Linked DNA regions of Homo sapiens: regions 1 and 3 are each linked to region 2. The links are chromatin loops, found by intact Hi-C in ENCODE. Cell type or tissue: gastrocnemius medialis. All regions are shown on one strand. Region 1 overlaps RFT1 (RFT1 glycolipid translocator homolog). Region 2 overlaps DCP1A (decapping mRNA 1A). Region 3 overlaps CACNA1D (calcium voltage-gated channel subunit alpha1 D).

The links. A loop is a pair of places that touch in the nucleus more often than their neighbours do. Peaks named below come from ENCODE experiments on the same cell type or tissue, not always from the same donor. Only the 100,000 strongest peaks of a DNase experiment are listed, where the experiment ranks them.
Region 1: a loop joins it to region 2, with 4 times the contacts of the local background. A loop is called at or near these places in 7 of 110 quality-filtered maps.
Region 3: it touches region 2 in a loop (3-fold over the local background); 2 of 110 quality-filtered maps call a loop at or near these places.

Annotation. Positions count from the first base shown.
Region 1 is chr3:53,110,075-53,118,074 of GRCh38, reverse strand. RFT1 (RFT1 glycolipid translocator homolog) reads left to right here. Exons shown (of 13, transcript NM_052859.4): 7 at 6,167-6,245. Among named protein-coding and RNA genes, the nearest start is that of RFT1, 16 kb to the left of the region's middle. RefSeq lists an enhancer at 2,542-3,741. In gastrocnemius medialis, a CTCF peak has its summit at 3,974 (motif pointing left); DNase peaks (open chromatin) are centred at 3,954, 4,564 and 7,684; H3K27ac peaks cover 1,871 bases.
Region 2 is chr3:53,295,293-53,303,292 of GRCh38, reverse strand. The region is part of intron 6 of DCP1A (decapping mRNA 1A); the gene reads left to right. LOC107986087 (a long non-coding RNA gene) reads right to left here. Exons shown (of 4, transcript XR_001740702.3): 4 at 7,418-7,717. Among named protein-coding and RNA genes, the nearest start is that of SNORD38C, 34 kb to the left of the region's middle. RefSeq lists an enhancer at 1,459-1,628. In gastrocnemius medialis, a CTCF peak has its summit at 3,572 (motif pointing left); no DNase peak of the experiment used is centred here; H3K27ac peaks cover 2,591 bases.
Region 3 is chr3:53,678,378-53,686,377 of GRCh38, reverse strand. The region is part of intron 8 of CACNA1D (calcium voltage-gated channel subunit alpha1 D); the gene reads right to left. Among named protein-coding and RNA genes, the nearest start is that of CHDH, 160 kb to the left of the region's middle. In gastrocnemius medialis, no CTCF peak of the experiment used is centred here; a DNase peak (open chromatin) is centred at 3,407; H3K27ac peaks cover 857 bases.

The DNA.
Region 1 (8,000 bases), 190 kb after region 2:
AAAAAAAAATTTTTTTAATTAGCTGGGTATAGTGGTGTGCACCTGTAGTCCCAGCTACTCAGGAGGCTGAGGTGGGAGGGTCGCTTGAGCACAGGTCAAGGCTGCAGTGAGCCATGATTGTGCCACTGCACTCCAGCCTGGGCAACAGAGTGAGACCCTGTCTCAAATAAATAACTAAATAAATAAAACCTGTGATGGGCTCAGAACTCTAAGCTTAGTTTCTTTATCTGTCAAATGGGGATAATAATAGTACCTCACTCCTAAGGCTGTTTTGAAGACCTGATGAGTTGGGGCATGTAAGGTCTTAACATTGTGGCCTGGCACAAGTGGGTATCCTTAAGTGACAACCGATATCACCACCGTCACACTGACACCCTGAGAGCAGAGCTGGCTCTACAGGGGCACCCTAGCTAGGCAGCTCTGATGTTATTGGTGTGGGAGCTCAGTGGTTTAATCTGGCAATATGCTCTGAAAGTACCCATGCCCAGACTGCGAGGACCCAAGCCCTGATCATGAGAAGGCTGTGTGTACCTGTCACACATAGTGATACTGTTCCCGCTGACATACAGTAAGAACATGGCGCCATGCTTGGTGCCATCAGGGATACAGACATGTAGGAGAGGTGATTCCTGGGCCTCAGGGAGGTTCCTGTGGGCTTGAGAGGCACCTGATATAGATCTGAAGCCTGTGGGACTCTCCCCAGACCTCAGGGTCTTCATTTTTAAAGTGAGATTGTTGGCCTACGTGACCTGTGAGGCCCCTCTGAAGACTTCAGGAGTTCCATGAAAGTATTTGAACCTTGACAAAGAGCCATTTACAATAACTGCCATTGACTGCATGTTTTGTGCCATGCACTACACCAAGCACTTTACATGGATTTTGTGTTTAATTCTCTTAGTAATGTATGAGATAAATACTGTTAGCTCCATTTTACAGACAAGAAAACTGAGGTTCAGAGGAGTTAAGTGACTAATCCAAAATCACATAGCTGGTTTTGGACCCACTTCTCTCCACCTTTTGCTGGGGACTAGCTTTAGACTGTGGCTTACCCCTATGTTATGTAGCCTTCCAAAAGAAATTGGCTTATTGCCCATAGTAGTTATTGTTTACATAAAGATTAGGAAGTTCCAGGTGGAACAATTCATAATTCAGGTTTATTATTTTAAAAAGAAGCCCGGGCATGGTGGCTCACACCTGTAATCCCAGCACTTTGGGAGGCTGAGCGGGCAGATCACTTGAGGTCAGGAGTTGGAAACCAGCCTGGCCCACATGGTGAAACCCCGTCTCTACTAAAAATACAAAACAGTTAGCTGGGCATGGTGGCATGCGCCTGTAATCCCAGCTACTTGGGAGGCTGAGGCAGGAGAACTGCTTGAACCCAGGAGGTGGAGGTTGCAGTGAGCTGAGATCGCACCACTACACTCTAGCCTGGGCAACAGAGCAAGACTCTGTCTCAAAAAAAAAAGAGAAAGAAAAAAAGAGGCTGGGTGTGGTGGCTCAAGCCTGTAATCCCAGCACTTTGGGAGACCGAAGTGGGAGGATTGCTTGAGCCCAGGAGTTTGAGACCAGCCTGGGAAACATGGTAAGAACCCGTCTTTACAAAACATGTAAAATTTAGCTGGGCATGGTGGCACATGCCTGTGATCCCAGCTACTCTGGAGGCTGAGGCAGGAGGATCACTTGAGCCCTGGAGACTGAGGCTACAGTAAGCTGTGTTCATGCTACTGCACTTTAGCCTGGGCGACAGAGTGAAACCCTGTCTCAAAAAAAAAAAAAAAAAAAAGAAATGAGATGATTCTGAATGCATGAACGCAGTGTATGACTTTACCATGAGCAGCATGCCTGACTTGACTCCCCAGAGCAGCTTTCTGCACTGGGGACTTCCTTAATGGAAGCTGGTCAAATAATTATATTTACTATCAATTTGACTTAATTGTAAGATTTCCCTTCCTGTTCTTGTAGAATTCCATCTTCTTTAAAGATGCTTATTTAACCTTATAATAAATTAATGATACTTCAAATAATGGCTTCCGTTTATATTCATTGACATTTCTGAGGGATTTAATATGAGAGATATGCTAATATTTAAGTAAAGCTGAGGAATTTGACTCAGCAAGCATGTATTAAACATTATTATATGTTAGGCACTGTACCAGGTGCCCTGAGTGAGGCCCCTACCCTCAGAACTTGCATGGTGATGGAGAGATAGGATCTGTACTCAACTATGCTATAGGACAGTGTGTGTCTAGCGTTATCAAAATAGAAGCACAGAGGAAGGACTGCTGAATTCCATCTAGGAACATCAAGGAAGGCTTCACGGAGGAAGCTTCTTTTGTGCTGGACTTTGACACATGGGTGGGCAGAGGTTAAATGTATATGTGTGGTAGAGATGGGCATTCGTGACCACAGAAGGAAAGAAAATTTGCTCAGTGCTTGTTACCTGCCCATCATTGTGTTGGAATTGGGAATGTAGAGATGACTGGGGTACTTAGGTTGGCTGGAAAATGGGGGAAGGGAGAGAAAGGAAAAGGTGGCGGGAAGTTATGAAGGGAAGTAAACCTGGCTGCCAGGCTAGGGTCAGGTGGCAGTGGCCTCAGTGCTATGGAGCTTGGGTTTAATTCAGGGGCAGTGGAGCCTAATGAAAGGTTTTTGAACAGCACCATGATCAAACTGTCTGTATTGAGGAGCTTGCCGTCTCTTACAGAGTTATAGTGTCTTATTTTTTTTCATTCAGTCCTCATACTGGCTCCATGAGACAGGACTTCTTATCCCATTTTGCAGATGAGAAAGCCAAGGCTTAGCAAAATTAAGTATCTTGTTCACGGCGACATTTACACTAATAATTCAAGGAACTGCAGGTCGAGCCCCAATCTCCAAGCTTGACTCCAAAGCCTGAACCTGCAATGAGAAGGATAGGCTAGAGAAAGAGTAAGAAGCAAAAAAAGCTCATTGGGAGCCTGTGGCAATTGTCCAGGTGAGGAGTAAGGACAGGGGGAGGATGGATGAAAGTGGGAGGATGGATAAAGCTGGGGCAGCATCAATAGCCCCAGAGTGACTGGGATAGGTGGAGCAAGAGGGAGAGGAAGGAGTGCTCTGTAGGGTGGAGGAGGTGACAGAGGGCAGTGGACAGGATGGTAGCCCCACACTCACCAGTGACTCTTGTCATTGTGGTAAGGATGTGGCTGATCATATCATCCTGAGTCAGAAGAGTTTGGGAAGTGGACGAGTGACTCAGGTGAAAGTGTGATGAGCCTCTGAGTTCTGATTCCAGACCTTCCCTGGAGTTACCATCCATCACCTTTTACCACCTTAGCCGCCATTTCTCCGTTAGTACAGTGAGGGCAGTGGAATGGCTTGTTGGTCAGGGTATTCCAGGGAAATTCCTGGCTATTTAGATCAGCTCATCAGTACCAACCCAGCTATTGTGAAATAGGCCTCTTTTGACCGCCCCAAGTGACACCTCCATTCTGAACCTCCATTCTGAATAGAATGGTAACAGTCCACCATATGCTTCCTCTCTCCCACCACTCAGCCCCTGCCTGCAGAAGCCGCATCTCAGATTGGATTTCCTGCCTCTGTGTCCTTAATGAGCACTTTTAGTAAGTGGTGTCACCATTCCTTCTGAACCACAGGCCCATTTAAACCAAAGGCATTAGGAAAATCAAGTATGAGCTCTCAGATTAGGTACACCATCATGATCTCATTCTCCCAAAGAACTTTGTCTTTAAAGAGCTCAATCATCTTCCCAAATCCATTCACAACCTGCAGGCAAACAGGCATCACGAGAGCCTCATGACAAGCAGCAGCCTTCGTTTCCTTTTAAAAGGGGACAGGTCCTGCTTTGCTGACCCCTGGGAGGACCACCACAGCATGGCAAGGGGTGAGGAGCAGTGTGAGAGAGAGAAGGTGCTGAAGCCGGCTGTGGTCAGAATCCAAGTCTGAAGATGACGTGGTCCCCAGTGCCCCCTAGTGGTAGGAAGTTGTCTGGTGCTCTTTGTTCCGGGGAAAGGAGATGGCCTGTTTTAAACATCTTGTGGCCCAATTTCCTTCTCATCAGGGAAGATTTACTCCTGGGCTAAAGAGATAACCTGGCATCTGCTCTAGGTTCTCTGATTCCCTGAGGGCTGCACTGTTTGGGAGGATTCACACTTGCACTCCCTGTGTCTGGAAAAAAGGCTCAGAAACCAAGGAGTAAAGAGAATGGGGGCTAGAAGTGATCCTTGCTTTCAGAGGTGCTCTAGGCTTGCCCTGTCCCAAATGTTAGCCACCAGCCACATGTGGCTATAGAGCATTCTGGAATATGGCTAGTCTGAATTCAGATGAGTCATAAATGCAAAATACATATTGGATTTCAAAGTCTTAATATGAAAAAAAATATTTTTTACAGGGATTACTTGTTGAAATGATAATATTTTGGTTAAATAAAATATATTAAAATTAATTTCACTTGTTTCTTTTTCCTGTGCACTGTGGCTGCTAGAAAATTTAACATTACATTTCTACTGGATAGCATTGCTCTTCACGGATGGGCTTTCTGCCCAGAACAGGGGCCCACATGACTGAGACAGGTTCCAGGCCTGCCCTTGGGCCCACTTCCAGAGCTGTGGCTGACCTTTTGGAGAGGTAGAGTGGGCTTGGCCTTTGTAATTCAGCCCTCCCCTCCCAAAAAGCCCTCTGAAATCCTACCATTGAGAAGTAATCACTTTGGATAATCACTACTTTTCAAAATGCAAGTACCCTAGGATTAAGAACCTAACATCAACCAGGCATGGTGGCTCATGCCTGGAATCCCAGTACTTTGGGAGCCGAGGTGGGAGGATTGCTTGAGCCAGGAGTTTGAGACCAGCCTGGGCAATGCAGCAAGACCCTCATCTCTACAAAAATTTTAAAAATGAGCCAGGCATGGTGGCACACACCTGTAGTCCCGGCTATTCTGGAGGCTGAGGGGGGAAGATGGCTTGAGCCCAGGAGTTTGAGGTTATAGTGAGCTATGATCATGCCACTGCATTCCAACCTGGGTGATAGAGTGAGACCCTGTTTCTAAAACAAAACAAAACAAAAAACCAAACACCTAGTCTAAATATTCTGGGATCCCAGGGTGCCTACAAGATAGAGGAGGGGGCCCCAGAGAGAACTGTGGGAGGTAGAAAAACAGGAGTCAGAGGATACCGAGCTCCCTGGCTGCCTTGCTCTTCCATTTTGTGCTCAGCTCCCTGGCTTTGAGGCCACCTGTCTCTTAATAGGTTGACCTCTACCCTACCTAAGTGTTTCCTTGTCCTTAGGAAATGGGCCATTTGGTGCCGCTGGGAGTTTTATTTATTTATTTATTTTTGAGCCAGATTTTCGCTCTGTCATCCAGGCTGAAGTTCAGTGGTGCCATCTTGGCTCACTGCAACCTCTGCCTTCCAGGTTCAAACGATTCTTGTGCCACAGCCTCCCAAGTAGTTGAGATTACAGACACGTAGCACCACGCCCAGCTAATTTTTGTATTTTTAGTAGAGATGGGGTTTTTGCCATGTTGGCCAAGCTGGTCTCAAACTCCTGGCCTCAAGTGATCCACCCACCTCAGCTTCCCAAAGTGTTGTGATTATAGGCGTGAGCAACCTCGCCTGGCCTGGAGTTTTAGAAGAGTCATATCAGAAATTTTATTTTCTCCGTTCCTCTGTCATACCCATTCTGAGTGGTTTACCTGACCTGCGAAGGCTAAATTTCTTTTGTAATGCAGAAGGGCAGCTCCTATACTTTGTGTAAAAGGGCCCTGGATGGCTGAACATAGCATTACAATGTGCAGTATATGGAGCAGAATTTCTTCTGCAGCCTGGCATGCTTTAGACAGTTTTTAAGGAAAGAACAAACTGTGAGCTGTACGTGTTAGCTGTGGTCAGTGTACTGTGTGGGCCCCCAAGGGACAGCAGCAATTCTTTAGGGGTCTCAGTATATGAGTCTTGGGCAGGCCCTTACAGACTTTGGCTTTGTGTTTAGTAATGTAAATTCTTCTCCAGTGTTTGTGAGATGCCTTCTGTGTGCTTAGCATTGGATGAGGATTCAGTGGAGACTATCCAAGTTGGGATTTAGAGACCAGATTGCATTTGCCTCTCATGTAGCATTGCATTCTTAGACTTGCAACGCCTGTGATGTTTTTGTTTTGTTTTGTTTTCTCTTCTAGGCGTTTATAAACTGGAAAGAGGCTAAACTGACTTGGAGTTTTTTCAAACAGTCTTTCTTGAAACAGATTTTGACAGAAGGTAAGTAGACGGTCACTCTGAATCGTCGGGAGACCATAGTAGAAGGGGATTTCATAGGACTGCCAATTACCTGGGTCCAGACCACCTGTCCAGAGCCTCTGGGGCAGAAGAATTTCAGAAATGGGAGGAGGGGGCTTAATACGGAGAGAGAAACCAACGTCTGTTTAGTTTGATGCTTTACTTAGTGGTCTAATTTAAATCTCTCCACAGCCTTATAAGAAACATATTGTTCCCCTTCATCATGGATGAGGAAACTAAGGGTCAGTGAGGTTGCAGAATTTCTTTAGGGTTTTATAGTAACAAGGAACAGCTTAACTGGGATCCAGGTCTAACTCCAAAACCCCATGTTATATGATTTTTATGAATTTATTATGAAAGTATTATATCAGTTACATAAAAGTATTTTTATCATTTTTTTTTTTTTGAGATGGAGTCTTGCTCCGTCGCCCAAGCTGGAGTACAGTGGTGCTATCTTGGCTCACTGCAAGCTCCACCTCCCAGATTCATGCAATTCTCCTGCCTCAGCCTCCTGAGTAGCTGGGACTATAGGTGCCCACCACCACACCCAGCTAATTTTTTTGTATTTTTAGTAGAGACGGAGTTTCACCGTGTTAGCCAGGATGGTCTCGATCTCCTGACCTTGTGATCCGCCTGCCTCAGAGTGCTGGGATTACAGGCGCGAGCCACCACACCCAGCCTTTTTATCATTTTATATCATTTATTTATATCATTTTATTTTCTTCTTCTTCTTTTTAAAAATTATGTCAATTCCCTAATCCTGGATTTATTTTCTTAAACAACAAAATGCACTTGTATGAGAGTTTGGTCAGACTTTGGTCCTTTCAGTTTACCTACGACAGAGCTCTCAATGTGGAGGGCCAGCAAGGGGCTGGAAGCACATTTAGTTTTTGTATGTATATGTGTTGGTTTACTTATACCCAGCTTTAATTTAAAAAGTGAGATTTAAGACAGCTGTAAGTTGCTGAAGGTAGTAGTTTCTCTCTTCATATATATTTCATATCCATATACCTATTACTGAATGTATTTTTAATCTTTTCAAAAATTTTCTTTTAATTATAAAATATAGTCCCGTTAGAAAAAAATAAGAAAATAGAAAAAATAATACTAGCATTCTAATACAACTGTTATTATCTTGTTATTTTATTTCCCCCCCATCTGTATTTTTTGTTTATTATGTCTCCAAAAGAAAGCAACTCCCCCTATGCCTCGCTTTCCCCATCTGTGAATAAGGGATAGGACCAGGCAGTGTCTGAGGGCTCTCTGATCTTTGAGAGTACACACGTTTCCAGCCTAACCTTATAACTTTGCTATTACAAAAATGAAACCGTTCCGAGGCCTTCTCGGGGAAGGGAGGGTCAGAAGCCTCAGAAGAGCTGAGTGAAGGGCCTGAGCACTTAGCTCCTGGGGAGCAGAGACTGTGCCGTTCACTACTGCCTCCCTGTGGCCTGGTACAGGAGGGCTATTCAGCATGTATTTGTGAATGGGGTAAGAAAAGCAACAACGTAACTATTGTGAAATGTGTATGATGATAGTTCACATTGTTGTAAGAACAGGAAAATCGGTGGAGTGAGTTTTGGAAAGGACGGTTGCTCATATGCATTTTTTTCCTTCCAAGGTTTTAAGAGCAGTTTTAATAAGTTTGAAGGAATGGATCCAGTCCAAGTGATGGCCCTAAATTGGTTTTCTGGATTGCAGACAACACATGTCTCTAGACATGTCTTTGCAGCAGCTGGT
Region 2 (8,000 bases):
TCTGTCTCAAGGAAGAAAAAAATAATAACAGTAACACCCCTTGGACAGGCACAGTGGCTCTCGTCTGTAATCTCAGCTCTTTGGGAGGCCAAGGCAGGAGGATCACTTGAGCCCAGGAGTTAGAGACCAGCCTGGGCAGCATAGTGAGACCCCTTCTCTAGAAACAAATTTTAAAATTAGCCAGACGTGATGTCATGCACCTGTGGTCCCAGCTAATTGGGAGGCTGAGGTAGGAGCCTCGCTTGAGCTCAGGAGGTTTGAGATTGCAGTGAGCCATGATCACACCACTGCACTCCAGCCTGGGTAGCAGAGCAAGGCCCTGTCTCAAAAATTTAATTTAATTTAATTTAATTTAAAAATAAAATAAAACTCCCAGGTGCAGTGGCTCATGCCTGTAATCCCAGCACTTCAGGAGGCCAAGGCAGGCAGATCACCTGAGGTCAGGAGTTCGAGACCAGCCTGGCCAACATGGCGAAACCCCGTTTCTACTAAAAATACAAAATTAGCCGGGTGTGGTAATAGACACCAGTAATCCCAGCTATTCGGGAAGCTGAGGTAGGAGAAATTGCTTGAACCCGGGAGGTGGAGGTTGCAGTGAGCCGTGATTGCGCCACTGCACTCCAGCCTAGGCGACAGAGCAAGGCTCTGGCTCAAAATAAATAAGTAAATAAATAAAATAAAACAACCCTTCCTCACCTCCATCCTCTTACTGTACTTTATTTTCTCACTAAGGTTTCTAACCAGCTAAGATGGTTTCTGTTTTTGTTTTTTGTCTGTCTCCTGCCCACCAAAATATAAGCACCATGTAAAACAGTTTTGTTTTTTTGTTTTTAAGCTGTCTCTTACGGGAAAGAAGGGCAGTTTTATGAGCCTTGTTCATTGCTGTATCCTTAGCATGTAGCACTGTAAATATTTGTTGAATTAGTTCTCTTTATAACTGATAGTCTGATAAAAGAACAGATATCAAATAAAATCCGTAGGTTTTTAAGTAGACTTTTTGTTTTGAGATAATTACAGATTTATATGCAGTTGTAAGAAATAATGCAGAAAGATCCTATGTACCCATTACCCATTTGCCCATTGATAACATTTTGCAAAATATAGTACGATATGACAACCAGGATATTAACACAATCCACACATGTTGTTCAGATTTCCTTTGTTGTGTGTATATTCAGTTCTGTGTAATTTTATCTCATGTATAGCTTTTTGTATATCCACTACCACAGTCAAGATGCTAAATATTTTCATCACCCCCAAGATGTTTTGCCCTTTCATAAACACACTGACTTCCCTGTCATACCCTATTCTGCCTCTGCGTCTACCTCTGCCTCCCCGATCCCGCCATCGTTTAGCCCTGGCAACTATTAATCCATTTTCCAGTTCTATAATGTCATTTCAAGAATATTATATAAATGGAATCATATATATAACCTCTTGAGATTGTCTTTCTTCACTCAGCATAATTCCTGAACATTTCACTGAAGTTGTTACATGTATCAAGTTTGTTTCCTTTTATTACTGAGAGTATTACATGATACGCAAGTACTAAAATTTGTTTAACTGTTTTTGGCAACTCACTTACTGAAGAACATCTAGATTGTTTTCAGTTTTGGGTTATTACAAATAAAGCTCCTATGAACATTTATGTACAGGTTTTTATGTGAACATAAATCTTCATTTCTCTGAGATAAATGCCCAGGAGTGCAAATGTCAGGTCATTTGGTATTGCATGTTTTAGTTTAATAAGAAACTGCCTTGGGAGGCCAAGGCGGGTGGATCACTTGAGGTCAGGAGTTCGAGACTAGCCTGACCAACATGGTGAAACCCCGTCTCTACTAAAAATACAAAAATTGGACGGGCATGGTGGTGGTGGTACCTGAATCCCAGCTATTCGGGAGGCTGAGGCACGAGAATCGCTTGAACCTGGGAGGCAAAGGTTGCAGTGAGCTGAGGTCATGCCATTGCACTCCAGCCTGGGCAACAAGAGCAAAACCCTGTCTCAAAAAAAAAAGAAAGAAACCACCAAACTGTTTTCTAGGAAGTCTGTACAGTCTTACATTCACATCAACAATGTATCCAAAAATGTTTTTAGATATTTAGATAATTAATTTAAACCAAATTTTGTATTCTACCTTCCCATACCCCATTTTTACTGTATCTGGATTTAGGATCATCATCCAGGAGTGTGCAGTGGGCTTACTACTTCCCCTTTCTAAATCATGAATCACTTCATCTTCCTTTTGTGAATCATGAAGTTAAGGATTATTGTACCGCCTAATGCAGATTTGTTGTGAGACCCTAAGGAAGAAATGGACCAGAAAAAAATGACTTAAGAATTATAAGGTCAGGCATGGTGACTCACACCTGTAATCTCGGGACTTTGGGAAGTGGAGGCAGGCGGATCCCTTGAGTCCAGGAGTTTGAGAACAGCCTGGCCAACATGGTGAAACCCTGTCTCTAATAAAAATACAAAAATTAGCCGGGTGTGGTGGTGCACGCCTGTAATCACAGCTACTCAGGAGGCTAAAGTGGGAGGATCACTTGAAACCAGGAGGTGGAGGTTATAGTGAGCCAAGATCGCACCACTGCACTCCAGCCTGGGCGACCAAGGGAGACCCTGTTTCAAAAATCCAACAACAAAAAAAAGAATCAGCCAGGCACAGTGGCTCACGCCTGTAATCCTAGCACTTTGGGAGGCCAAGGCAAGTGGATCACCTGAGGTCAGGAGTTCAAGACCAGCCTGACCAACATGGTGAAACCCCATCTCTACTAAATAGAAAAGAAATTAGCCAGGGGTGGTGGCACATGCCTGTAATCCCAGCTACTTGAGAGGCTGAGGCAGGAGAATCGCTTGAACCCGGGAGGCGGAGGTTGCAGTAAGCTGAGATTGTGCCATTGCACTCCAGCCTGGCCAACAAGAGTGAAACTCCATCTCAAAAAAAAAAAAAAAGTCATAAAGCACTGTCCATTGAAAGATGAAAAATGAGTGTGACAAGCCATAGATGCTAAGCCTTTCAACAATAGCACTGCGTCTGTAGACATACAGAACTCAAGTGGTACAGACAGTGCTGATGTGTTATTCCGTCATTTTTCATATACTTTTAAAACTTCACGTTTGGTCGGGCATGGAGGCTCACACCTGTAATCCCAGCACTTTGCACTTTGGGAGGCCGAGACAGGCAGATCATGAGGTCAGGAGTTTGAGACCAGCCTGGCCAACATGGTGAAACCCTGTCTCTACTAAAAATACAAAAAGTAGCCGGGCGTGATGGCATACGCCTGTAATCCCAGCTACTCAGGAGGCAGAGGCAGGAGAATTGCTTGAACCCAGGAGGGGGAGGTTGCAGTGAGCCAAGATCGTGCCACCACACTCCAGCCTGGGCGACAGAGCAAGACTCCATCTCGGGGTGGGAGGAAGACTCCATTATTTAGGTTATAGTGACAAAATTTTATGAAATACTGAGATCTGGATATTGTCAGAAGTCATGTGATTGACTAAAGTTAGTTTAAATTTATCATCAGCCGCCACAGGCAGATACTACATTTGTTTAGTAACACTGCCATCTAGTGCTGAGGAGCAAGTACTGCTGTCAAGCCTTAATAGTATTACATTCCATTTCAGTTGCATAATTCACTTGTTTAAACTTTTCTTGGGATTGTTTCTGTAGTGTATTTTGTTATTGTTTGTTTCCTATGTTCAAGAATAGTGCCTATCTTATAGTGTGCCCACTGCAGTGACCAGTAGCTCCAAACAGACATGTAAAATTCTCTAAACATCAATTCTCCGTGGGATGAGGAGTGAACCATATTAAACCTGATGCTGAAGATGATAATTTTGTCCTGTGCTGTACATGCTGTTGCTCGCTGAATGCCATTTCCTGAGCTAAACGGTCAGACTAACACTTGATCTACATGAAGTATTAAAAAACTCAGAATCCTAACTTGAAGCATGTTCAAGCATGAGGAAAGAATAACATTTTACCTTTTCTGTGGATGATGGAAGGTTAATTCATGAATAAATAAGCCCAGCTACTAGAGGAGGGCAACCAGTTTTTCTTATCAGAAACAGAAAAGAATGCAGAGACTGTGAAACTTTTGGGAATTTGTGTGAAGAGAAATATTCTGCTCACCCAGGCTCCTATGACAAATTCAACCAGTTAGGTATAATCATGTGTCATTTAACAATGGGAATACTTTCTGAGAAATGTGTCATTAGGCGATTTCATTCTCCGAACATCATAGAGTGTATTTATACTTTCACAAACCAAGAAACCAAGATGGCATTGCCTACTAACACCTAGGCTCGATGGGATAGCCTATGGCTTCTAGGCTACAGACCTGTGCAGCACATTACTGCACTGCGTATTATAGGCACTTGTAACACACTGGTATTTGTATATTTAACCATAGAAAAGGTTTAGTAAAAACACAATATTATATTCTTATGGGACCACTGTTGTATATGCAGTCCATCATTGACCAAAACATGGTTTGTGCCAAATGATAGTATTTCCAAACGTTGATGCATTTTGATCTGTAGCCACCTCAGTTATTCAAACCTTAGCTGTACCTGTTTTCCGGAGGTAAGTATCACCATCCAGGTGATTAGGTAACCTATACTTTGCTGAATTGACATCTCCATATGGTGGCACACTGCTTAAGAATGTAGACTGTATTGTTAGAACTGAGTTGGAGTCTGGTTCTTTTGTTGTATTTGGGCATCATCTATAAAGTAGCAATAATAATTTACCTACTCTAGCAGATGAATAGAGTAATACATGTAAAGTGCTTAGCATATCGCCTCCCACATAGTAAGCATTCTGTGTATGATGATTCATTATTACCATCACAAATTCGTTTATTCTCTCTTATATGAGAAAACCTCCAAAACTGTAATGCTTTACCATACTCCCCATTCTAGAGAAAGTTAGAGAATCTGTCTGGCCTCGCAGTAGTTATAGGGAGGCAGCATAGAGAATCTAGAAACTTTCTGCTGCTTTTAAAGTCAGGGGTCAGGGTTCTACCATATGGTGGTTTCATATTTTAATTTAAAGTAGGTGTGTGTGTTTGTAGAGACAACGTCTCACTCTGTTGCCCAGGCTAGATTGCAGTGGCCTGATCATAGCTCACTGTAACCTCAAACTCTTGGGCTTAAACAATCCTCCTGCCTCAGCCTCCCAAGCAGCCAGGACCACAGGTGCACACCACCTTGTGCAGCTAATTTTTAAATTTTTTGTAGAGGCAGGGTCTCAATATGTTGACCAGGCTGATCTTAAACTCCTGGCTTCAAGCAATGCTTCCGCCTAGGCCTGCCAAAGTGCTGAGATTATAAGCATGAGGCACTCTGCCTGACTTAAAGTAGATTTTTGGCTGTTCAAAGTTAATTTATGTTTCACTGGACAAGGAAAAATTGCTGTCTGGATTATGCCTCAGGTGTATTTTGTGATGAGGTTTCTCCATGTCCTGCCATTTGATTATTCCTTTTCTTAAATTTCTGCAACATAGACCCAATCTGATCTCTGTTTTTCAAAGTAGTTTATACCTAAATATTGGTTTGTGTGTTTGTATACATATGTCTGTAATAGAATGGGGTGGTTATGAGCTGTTTAATTTGCATTAATAAGAATTAGTCTTGTTGGCCAGGCACGGTGGCTGTAATCCCAGCACTTTGGGAGCCGAGGCAGACAGATCACCTGAGGTCAGAAGTTCAAGAACAGCCTGGCCAACATGGTGAAATGCCATCTCTACTAAAAATACAAAAATTAACTGAGCGTGGTGGTGCATGTCTGCATTCCCAGCTACTTGGGACGTTGAGGCAGGACTATCACTTGAACCCAGGAGGTGGAGGTTGCAGTGAGCCGTGATCACACCACTGCACTCCAGCCTGGGTGACAGCAAGACTCCATCTCAAAAATTAAAAAAAAAAAAAAAAGAATTAGTGTTGTTTTCCAATACTTTTTTTTGCTAAGAAACCTGACCCATTTGTTTTCTAAACATATAATGTGTATAAAAAGGAATTAACCCAATTCAAAACTGGGTAAAAGATTTTAATAGGAATCTCCATATAAGGTATACAAATGGCCAATAAGCACATGAAAAGATGCTCCACATCATTAGTCATTAGGGACATGCAAATTCAAACCACACTGAAGTATCACTTCATACTCATTAGGATGGCTAATATCATTAAAATGGAACATCACAAGTGTTGGAGAGTATATGGAAAATGCTCCATATACTCTGTTACCTCATATACTGCTGTATACTGGCAACCATGTTGGATTGCTGGTGATAATGTAAAATGGTTCAGGCACTATGGAAAAAAACAGTTCGGTGATTCCTCAAAAAGTTAAACTTGGAATTACTATATGACCCAGCAATTCTGCTCCTGGGTATATACCCAAAAGAATTGAAAACAGACATTCAAACAGATACTTCCACACCAGTCTTTATAGCAGCAGTATTTGCACTAGCTAGAAGGTGGAAACATCTCAAGAACTCCAGTGTCCATTAATGGATGAATGGATAAATAAATGTCATATATACATGCATTGGAACATTATTCGGCCATAAAAATAAGTGAAGTTCTGATACATGTTGGAACACGGATGAACCTTAAAAACAACAACATGAATATACTAAAGGCCACTGAATTTTACACTTAAATATGGTTAAAATGGTAAGTTTTATGTATATTTTACTACAGTTTTTTAAAATAGGGAGATAAATGTCTATTGTGCTGTCAGTAGACATTTATGATGCCATGAATTCACAAGTGACTAAGTCACAGTGTTCAGTGTAGTAAATGGAACCTGTGAACATGTCTGCAGCTATGTGGCCTGGACAGAGAAGTCTGTCCCAAGGGAGAATTTGTTGTCTATTTTGACCTAGATGGAATGGGTTTGAAATATTACCAGACAGCTGTGTCCTTGATGATTCTTTGCATTGGGAGTGACCAGGAGGTTTATAATAGCCTAGCCTTGGTTATCTTACCAGGTGTTTTGTTGTTGTCTTGCATTGTGGGATATGATATTCCAGGAGCATTTAATGAATTTTTGTTTGGTACTCCATGCTTGCTATTAAGACCACATGGTGGGCCGGGCGCGGTGGCTCATGCCTGTAATCCCAGCACTTTGGGAGGCCGCGGCACGCAGATCACCTGAGGTCAGAAGAAGTTTGAGACCAGCCCGGGCAACATGGTGAATCCTGTCTCTACAAAAAATACAAAAATTAGCTGGATGTGGTGACGCACGCCTATAATCCCAGCTGCTCAGGAGGCTGAGGCATAAGAATCGCTTGAACCTGGGAGGAGGAGGTTACAGTGAGCCGAGGTCACGCCACCGCACTTGAGCCTGGGCGATAGGGCTAGACTGTGTCTCAAAAAAAAAAAAAAGACCACATGGTGTTTATGTGATTATAGTTTAAGCCAACTTCAATTTAATGCTTTTTGGGCACCAGACATTATATTGAGAATTTAATTTTCACAACAGTGTTCTGAGATCATTGTCACAATGTCCTCGCTTTTCAGATAAGGAACTAAATTAGAAGGATTATGCTGGGCTCAATGGCTCACTACAAAAAATTTAAAAATAAACTGATCATGGTGGCATGCACCTGTGGTCCCAGCTACATGAAAGGATTGTTTGAGTCTGGAAGGTCAAGGCTGCATGAGCTGTGATCACACCACTGCACTCCAGTCTGACTGAATGAGACCCTGTCTCAAAAAAAAGAGAAAGAAAAAGAAAGATGATGTAATTTTCCCAGTTAACAGCTGAGGTATCTTTTATTTCAGACCCTAAACTCTACAGTTTTTTTCAGAAGTAAAAATATGAAGAAATTGAACCATATAAGATCTTTAGTATTTTTTTGTATCCATGGTCTAAAATTAGATACTGATGCTGCCTTATATTTGAAGTGAGAGTCTAACATTAGTAGAATCTCTTTATTGAATATTTTTAAAGGTGAAATGGTTTGGTATGAAGCTACAACTTTTTTAC
Region 3 (8,000 bases), 380 kb before region 2:
ATTGAGATTTTGGCCTCATGAGTTGGGAAATGCTCCCTCCAACTTTACTACCTGAAAGAATTTCTAGGGATGGTATAATTTTTTTCTAAATCGGCTGACATAATTCACTTTTGACCTCATCTAGGCTTCTAATTTTCTTTGAGAGAAGATTGAGAGAAGATTCTGTTTGCGATTCTGTTTGCGATTCTGAATTCCATTTAAAAAGGCAAATATAGGACTCTCCCAATTTATTTCTTGGTAGGCTGTGTATTTCAAGGAATTTGCCTGTTTCTCCTAAGTTACCAAGTTTATTCTCTTATTATTTTAATGTCTGTAATATCTGTGGTATCTCCTCTTTCATTTATAAAACTGGTAATTTGCTCTTTTTCCTTTTTTGATTAGTTTTGTTAGAGATTTATCAATTTTTATTACGCTTTCTAAATAACTTTATAATTTGTGTTTTCTATTTTATTTACTTCTGTTATTCTTTTTTCTACTTACCTTGGACTTATTTGGTCTTCTTTTTCTAGATTAGTAGATGGAAATGTAGAACTACTGAGTTTAAACCTTTCTTCCTTACTGATATAGCTATAAATGTCCCTCCAAGCACTGCATTCAACGGATCATACAATTTCCCAGTTGGATTTTATCAGTTTCAAAGTATTTTCTAATTTTTATTATTTTTTGAGTTATAGGTTATTTAATTTCCAAACATTTGGGAAGGTTTATAAACAGCCTGTTATTGGCTTCTGTTTTAAATCTACTGCCATTAGAACAAAGATACTTTGTAAAATTTCAATCGAGAGGTAATGAGACTTTCATGGCCAAGATATGGTCTATGTCGGTGAATGTTCCACGTGCTCTGAAAAGAATGTGTATTCCGCAATTATTGAACACAGTATTTTATAAATATCAATTAGGTCAAGTTGGCTGAATTTATTAACCAATCTAAATATAATCTAGATATTATCTATATTTGCTGTTTTTAACCTAGTAATTATTGAGAAGGAATGATACAAATTTTCATCTATGTTTCTAGATTTATCAATTTCTCCACTTAATTTTAACAACTTTTGCTTCATGTACTCTCAAGCTGTATTTAGGTGCCAACACATTTAGGATCATTGTGTCTTCTCAGTGAATTGACCTTTTTATGAGAATAAAATGTCTATTTCTGAAATGTCCCTATTTCTGGAAATGTTCCTTATACTAAAGTCCAACTTGTGTGGATTAGTACAGTTCATCCATTTTTTATTTTTAATCCATGTCTTTATAGCATCTTAAATTTTTATTTAGTCTGACAATTTCTATCTTTTAACTAAAATGTTGTGTACATTTTCGTCCAATGCAATTATTGATATTACTGGGTTTGTCTACCATCTCGTTGTTGGTACTATATGTTCTTTGTTCCTTTTTCTTCCTTTTCTGACTTATTTTGGATAATTTAGTACTATTTAATATTCCATTTTATCTCTTCTTTTAGCTTTTTAGTACCCCTTTTAAGTCATTACTCTGGAGATTATCATATGCATCCTTAAGTTCTCAGTCTACCATGAATTCATATTATTTCAAAATGTAGTAACTTTATCACAGTGAAGCTCCATTTAACTTCCTTCTATCTTCTGTGTATGGTTATCCTATAATTTACTTTGACCTGTTACAGTTCCCATAATACCTTGTGCTTACTTTAAATTATCTTTTAGAAAATTTAGAAATGAGAAAAAATCTTTTATCTTTGTTTGCCATTTTGATGCTTTTTTTTTTTTTTTTTTTTTTTGACAGAGTTTCACTCTTGTTGCCCAGGCTGGAGTGCAGTGGCGTGACCTCAGCTCACCACGACCTCCACCTCCCAGGTTCAAGCGATTCTCCTGCCTCAGCCTCCAGAGTAGCTGGGACCACAGGCATGCGCCACCACTCTCAGCTAATTTTTTGTATTTTTAGTAGAGACGGGGTTTCTCCATGTTGGTCAGGCTAGTCTCAAACTCCCCACCTCAGGTGATCTGCCTGCCTCAGCCTCCCAAAGTGCTGGGATTAGAGGTGTAAGCCACCGTGCCCGGCCATGCTCCTCGTTTTTAAAGCGGACATTTAACGTTTCTATCTGGTATTATTTTCTTCTAGCCTGAAGAACCTCCTTTAACATTTCTTAGAGTGCAAATTTGTTGGTGACCAATTCTTAGATTTTGTTTACCTGAAAGTTTTTCTACTTCCTTCTTTTGTGAAGGGTATTCTTGCTTCATACAGAATCGTTTTTCCTTTTACCTCTTTGAAGATGTCACCCATTGCCCTACAACTTGCACTATATCTGCAAACAAGTAAATGCATATTCTTATTATTTTCTCCTAGTATGTAATGTGCCCTTTCCCATTTGCTTTCTGTTAAAATTCTCTGGATCTTTTACTTTCAGCCATCTAAATTTGATGTGCTTAGCAGTGGTTCCCTTTGTGTTTCCCCTGCTTGAGGTTTGTTGGGCCTTTTGGATCTGTTAACTTAGTTTTCAATACTTGCAACATGTTCAGCTTTATTTATCTTAAAATTTTTCTTCCTCAATCTCTTTATTCTCCTGTGACTCCAATTTCATATACACCAGATTGCTTATTGTTGTTTTAGAGATCACTAAGCCCTCATCAACTTTTTCTGCAATGTCCAGTCTACTTTTTTCAGATATTGTACTGTTTCTATTTACCTACTGAGATTTACCTATTCTTTTATTATGTCCATCTTTTCCTTCAGTTCCTTAAACAGGCTCATAGTAGTGACTTCAAAGTCTTTGATTATTAATTGCAACATCTGTCATCTTTTGTTTCTATCGACTTTTCCCTCCTTGATCGTGAATATTTTCCTGCTTCTTTTCATGTCTTATAGTTTTGGGTCATGAGGAAAAACATTCTGGGAACATCTGAGTTTTGGTCTCTTCCTTTAACGAGTGTTGATTTTTGTCTTTTTGACAGGTGTTTAATTTATTGGCCATTTCCCTGATCCTTTTGAAGCTTGTTTCTATGCTTTTTAAGTCAGGTCTACAGTAGGCTTACTCAAGGGCTAAAGTAGCTCCAACCCTAAAGCCTGGCGTTTCTGAAGTCTCAGTACCCAATGTATTCAATTAGGTCCTTCCACTACAGCTGAGCAGAACCATATACCTCCCAGCACGGAGAGATTTCCAACCACTTACAGCATTCTACTAGCTGTTCTCTGCCTGGCTTCAATAAGTATCACCTGGCACAGAAGCAGCTTAGTATATGGTCAGATTTCAAAGAACCTCCACTCTGAGTACTGGAGCCCCTTCTCTGCATACTTCTCACCCATACTCTGCCCTGAAAATCCCAGCTATCTTAGCAGCCCTGAACACTGTTCTTTGACCCCTCAGCAAATAGACCATCGTTCTCTGCTGGGCTCTCCCTCTCTGCCATAATTCTAAAACTGTCTCCAGGCAGAAAGCCAGGACAACTGCGGAGTTTACCTCATGTGTTTCCCTTCTCGTAGGGATTGCAATCCTGTATATCCTATTTCCATTTTCTGAAAATAGTTGCTTCCTATTTTTTGCCCAGTCTTTTGTAGTTGTTTATGGTGAAAGGTCCAGTCTGGTAGCACTAGTATGTTGTGGCTGGAAGCAGATTATATGAGCCTTAAGTTGGTCTCTCTACATCCATTTGTGTATCCATCCAATCTATTCATATTACTGCAGCCACAGTGATTTTCATATGCAGATTTTCCCAACATTTTATTAGGAAGAATTTCAAACATCCATAAAAGTAGAAACAATTATACAATGAACACCCATATGCCTACCTCACCTAGATTCCATAATTAACACCTGCTACCTTTTCTTCTTCTTCTTTTTTTTTTTTAAGACAGGGTCTCACTCTGCTCCCCAGGCTGGAGTGCAGAAGCATGATCATAGCTCACTGCAACCTCAAACTCCTAGGCTCAAGCGATCCTCCTGTCTCAGCCTCCTGAGTAGCTGGGACTATAGGCACACACCACATTGCCCAGCTAAAAAGACTTCTGTTTTTTTTTTTTTTTTTTTTTTTTTTTTTTTACCAGAGACAAAGCCTCGCTATGTCGCCCAGGCTGGTTTCAAACTCCCGGCCTCAAGCAACCCTTCCACCTCACCCTTCTGAATTGCTCGGATTACAGGTGCAAGCCACAGCACCCAGCTGCTACATTTTCTTTATCACCTATCTCTGCATCCCCCTATCCATCTATTAATCATCTTATCTTTTTGAAGCATTTTAAGGTAAGTTGAGGATATGAGAATACAGCATAATTTTTAGAAAATGTAAATTTGAATATCACTCCCTGCTTAAAATTCATCCATGCATTCTCTTACCCTTCAGCTAATGACCAAAACCTGTGACATAGTCTAAAGGTCCTACGTGACCTGGATTCTGCCGGCCAGTCTCTTTCCTTTCATCTGACTTCATCTCCAGCTCTCCCAGTTCCTGTCACCCTAGCTTCATTCAGTTCCTCCAGCATCCTCTGCTCCTTCCTACTGTACCTCCTTTCTGTGGGTTTTCCCTTGACTAGAATACCCTTGCCCTAGCTTCTTGTCCCACCTTGCCTGGATATGTGGACTACTCATTCTTCACTTCCAGGATGCTCCTACCCAATAAACTGACAGCAGTTGTGCCTGTTAAACCCTCTCACAGCACATGAACCTTTCTTTCAAAGCATTTATACGAGTTTGTAATTGTCATTTTGGCCTCCATCATTAGATATAAGCTTCACGAAGAAAGAAACCATTTCATTCCACACTGTCACTGCAGTGCCTACACGGTGCCTACATCCCACCACCGTAACCCTGGTGCCTACATCCCACCACTGTAATCCTGGTGCCTACCCAGTGCCTACATTCCACCACTGTAACCCCAGTGCCTAGCAGGGCACTTGGCATACATCTACCACTGTGTAGGAACTGAAAAAAAATTCATTAAATGAATAAGTCATTCTTAGGAAGTTAAGAGAGAGGGAGAAAAAAGGATCCAGCAGGATTTTCTGCTTCTTATTCGTCTGTTATATCAAATTCAACTGCCTGCAGGCCAAGCACAGTTGCCCTATTTCCAGAGAGCTGTGGAACAATGTCATCCGGAAAGCCCTCCAAAGACAAAACTCCATGGTTCTCCAATGCTCTTCTAGCAGCCGATCTAAGTTCTCATAAGACCGTGGATCTTTATGTTCATTTGAGTCTCAAAAATACAGCTCTGAATATCAAAGCTGTTTTGTTTTTTCCAGAGAAAATCTCTTTAATAAATGGTATCAGTAAGGGCTTAAAACCAACACCTCATTCCATGCCTCTCATCTCACACACCAGGGCAGGAACAGTGGCTCTCCTTTGCTCTGTGGCACCATCAATGCTGTCTCATATGGGTGGAGAATACTTAGGGCTAGGGCTTGGGTGCATCCATCTGTTGAAACATTAAAATGAAATCCAGAAAAGGAGCTGTTGAACTTTAACAAGGAAGAGTTCCCTACACTATAGATCTACTGGTCTTTGTATACCAAGCTGCCCTGCAATACCAATATTTGATCTCTGTAAAAGCAATTTTACCATCCTGTAAAAGAATATTACACAAAAGAGAAAAAAAGCATAATGTTGACAGTAGCATCTTAGAGACAATCATCAATTTGTTTCTCACAAGCCAAATTATTAAACTCCTAAATATCCTTTTCATTGTAAAAGTAATGGCAATTGTTAATGCCTCCAATTGAATAGGGACCACAGGAAAATTATGGCTTTAATTTCAACTATTAAGGTAGCAACAGCTTTATAAAGAGCTGGGTCTGTGCATGAAAGCACTGTAATGAATTCTCTTCCCCTAGGATTTGGGATCAACAGATTCAACAGCCTCCCCTGCAACACTAATACCCTCAACAACCTCCCTCTTCTAACCTGCACATCAACAACCCAGAGCACAGGTGGAGGGGGAACTGCGGACAGAGAAGTCAACTCAGCACACAGCTCTCCATCTGCAAAACGAGCATCCAGGAGGGCACATGTGGCCAGAGGTGCCTCCTGGGTCCTCAGAGGTCTTTCTGTACATTATTAAAAAAAAAAAAAGAACTTGGTCAGGAACAGATGATAGCCACAGCTGACAAGTGAGAGCTCTACTGAATCTGTTGCTAGCGCCTGGCTGCTGTCCACTGCTGTTGCCAGGGAAACAGACGTCAGCTTGATGGAAACAAGGATCAGCGAAAACTTTCACTTACCTCGTTTCCACTGATCCCGACAGCCATTTCTATGGAAACAGTAGCTGTAAGCCAGCGGCAGAGAGGTTACCACTCACTTGTTAATGTCAGGTGTGGCTACCAGCCTGTGCACTTCAGGTACCATGGTACCAACAGCACCAGGATCCAGCTGTCAGCTACCCCCAACAGCTGTTAACTCTGCAACAAGAAAGTTCAGTGTTCAAAAGTATATATAAATGTTTAGCTAGGTTCTTTATTAGAAAAAGGAAATTTAGCACTCTCATTTAAAGCCAAATCAGAGCTTAGTTTCTTGTTCTACCAAAGCCAAGCCATGTGAGGGTACCGAAGGACCCTGAATCTTTCCGGCACCCTAACCTCAGCATTCAACTCCATTCACAATATTACTTCATGGTTCAGAAAAGGGGACATCCAACTGTGAACAAATCTTTCACGTATTAGCCTCTTCAAACCAAAGACAAATCCAGCTAAATGTGGGGAAGTACTTTGCTACAAGTAATCATTAAGGGTGTCTTTAGCATTCTGTCAGCTTAATCATCACTACAACACATAGGAAGTTATTTTTTAATCATAAGAACTATCTACAAAGAGTCCTCCCCTGTCCCTTTTAGACTGGACTTCCGTGTGCCTTAGTAGCCACTGGCCAAAAATTCTCTGTTGGCCAAGATATGGAATTAACTCACTATTGCAGTACAGTTTTATTCTGAATATGGTGACAAATCATGCCGATATCCTGGCTACCCCAGGACCCCAATAACAACCTTTTCAATGTTGTAAGCAATTACACTACTCTTTTACAAAGCAGACATATCAGAGGTATATATATTGGAGGAAATTCAATTGTCCATTTTCTGTCAGTAGATGCTGGTAAAGTGTTGAATGAGAGAAAAGTCTTTTTTTTTTTTTTTTTTTTTTTTTTTTTTTTTTTTTGAGATGGAGTTTTGCTCTTGTCACCCAGGCTGGAATGCAATGGTGCAGTCTTGGCTCACTGCAATCTCCACCTCCCTGGTTCAAGTGATTCTCCTGCCTCAGCCTCCCAAGTAGCTGGGATTACAGGCATGCGCCACCATGCCTGGCTAATTTTTGTATTTTTAGTAGAGACAGGGTTTCACTGCCTTAGTCAGGCTGGTCTCAAACTCCTGATCTCGGGTGGTCCAGCTGCCTCGGCCTCCGAAAGTGCTGGGATTATAGGCGTGAGCCACTGTGCCTGGCCAAATGAGAGAAAAATCTAATCTCAGTCATGAAAAATGTATAAGAATGCCTATTCCCAGAGGATATGTCTCCACTTAGAAAATATTCACAAGTAATACAACTACTATCTATTGGTGTGTTTTGCCTCTTGAGCCACCATTCAAGTAGAAGAAATCAGAGATTGTCTGGCTATTACTAGTATGAATTTAAATGGACCAAACCTGATTCCACTATGTAAAATTCTGGTATAGTCAGTCCACAGTACACCGGCACCAGCACCACCTTCCCTCTTCACATTCTCCATCCCATGAATCTTTGCCTTAGGAAACCAAAGCTTCCTAAAAGTAGCCATGCCTGAGTCTTTGTCTAGGCCCCTGGTATCCAATTAGCCAGAATGGGATGTAGGAGGCGAGATTCAAAAACATAAACTAGTTTGAAAATTGCCTTCAGTTTTCTATAATGCTTCGCTTCATCCATGTTCCCTTAAACTTCTAAAGATAAATAGGCCTATAGTAATACAAAATTGGATTGATTTAAAATGATACCTGTGATCTGGTAGGATCTGGAACTTACTAGAACACCAAGAATACAAATTAATTGGTATGATTTTGAATTTATAGACCTGGGCTGGG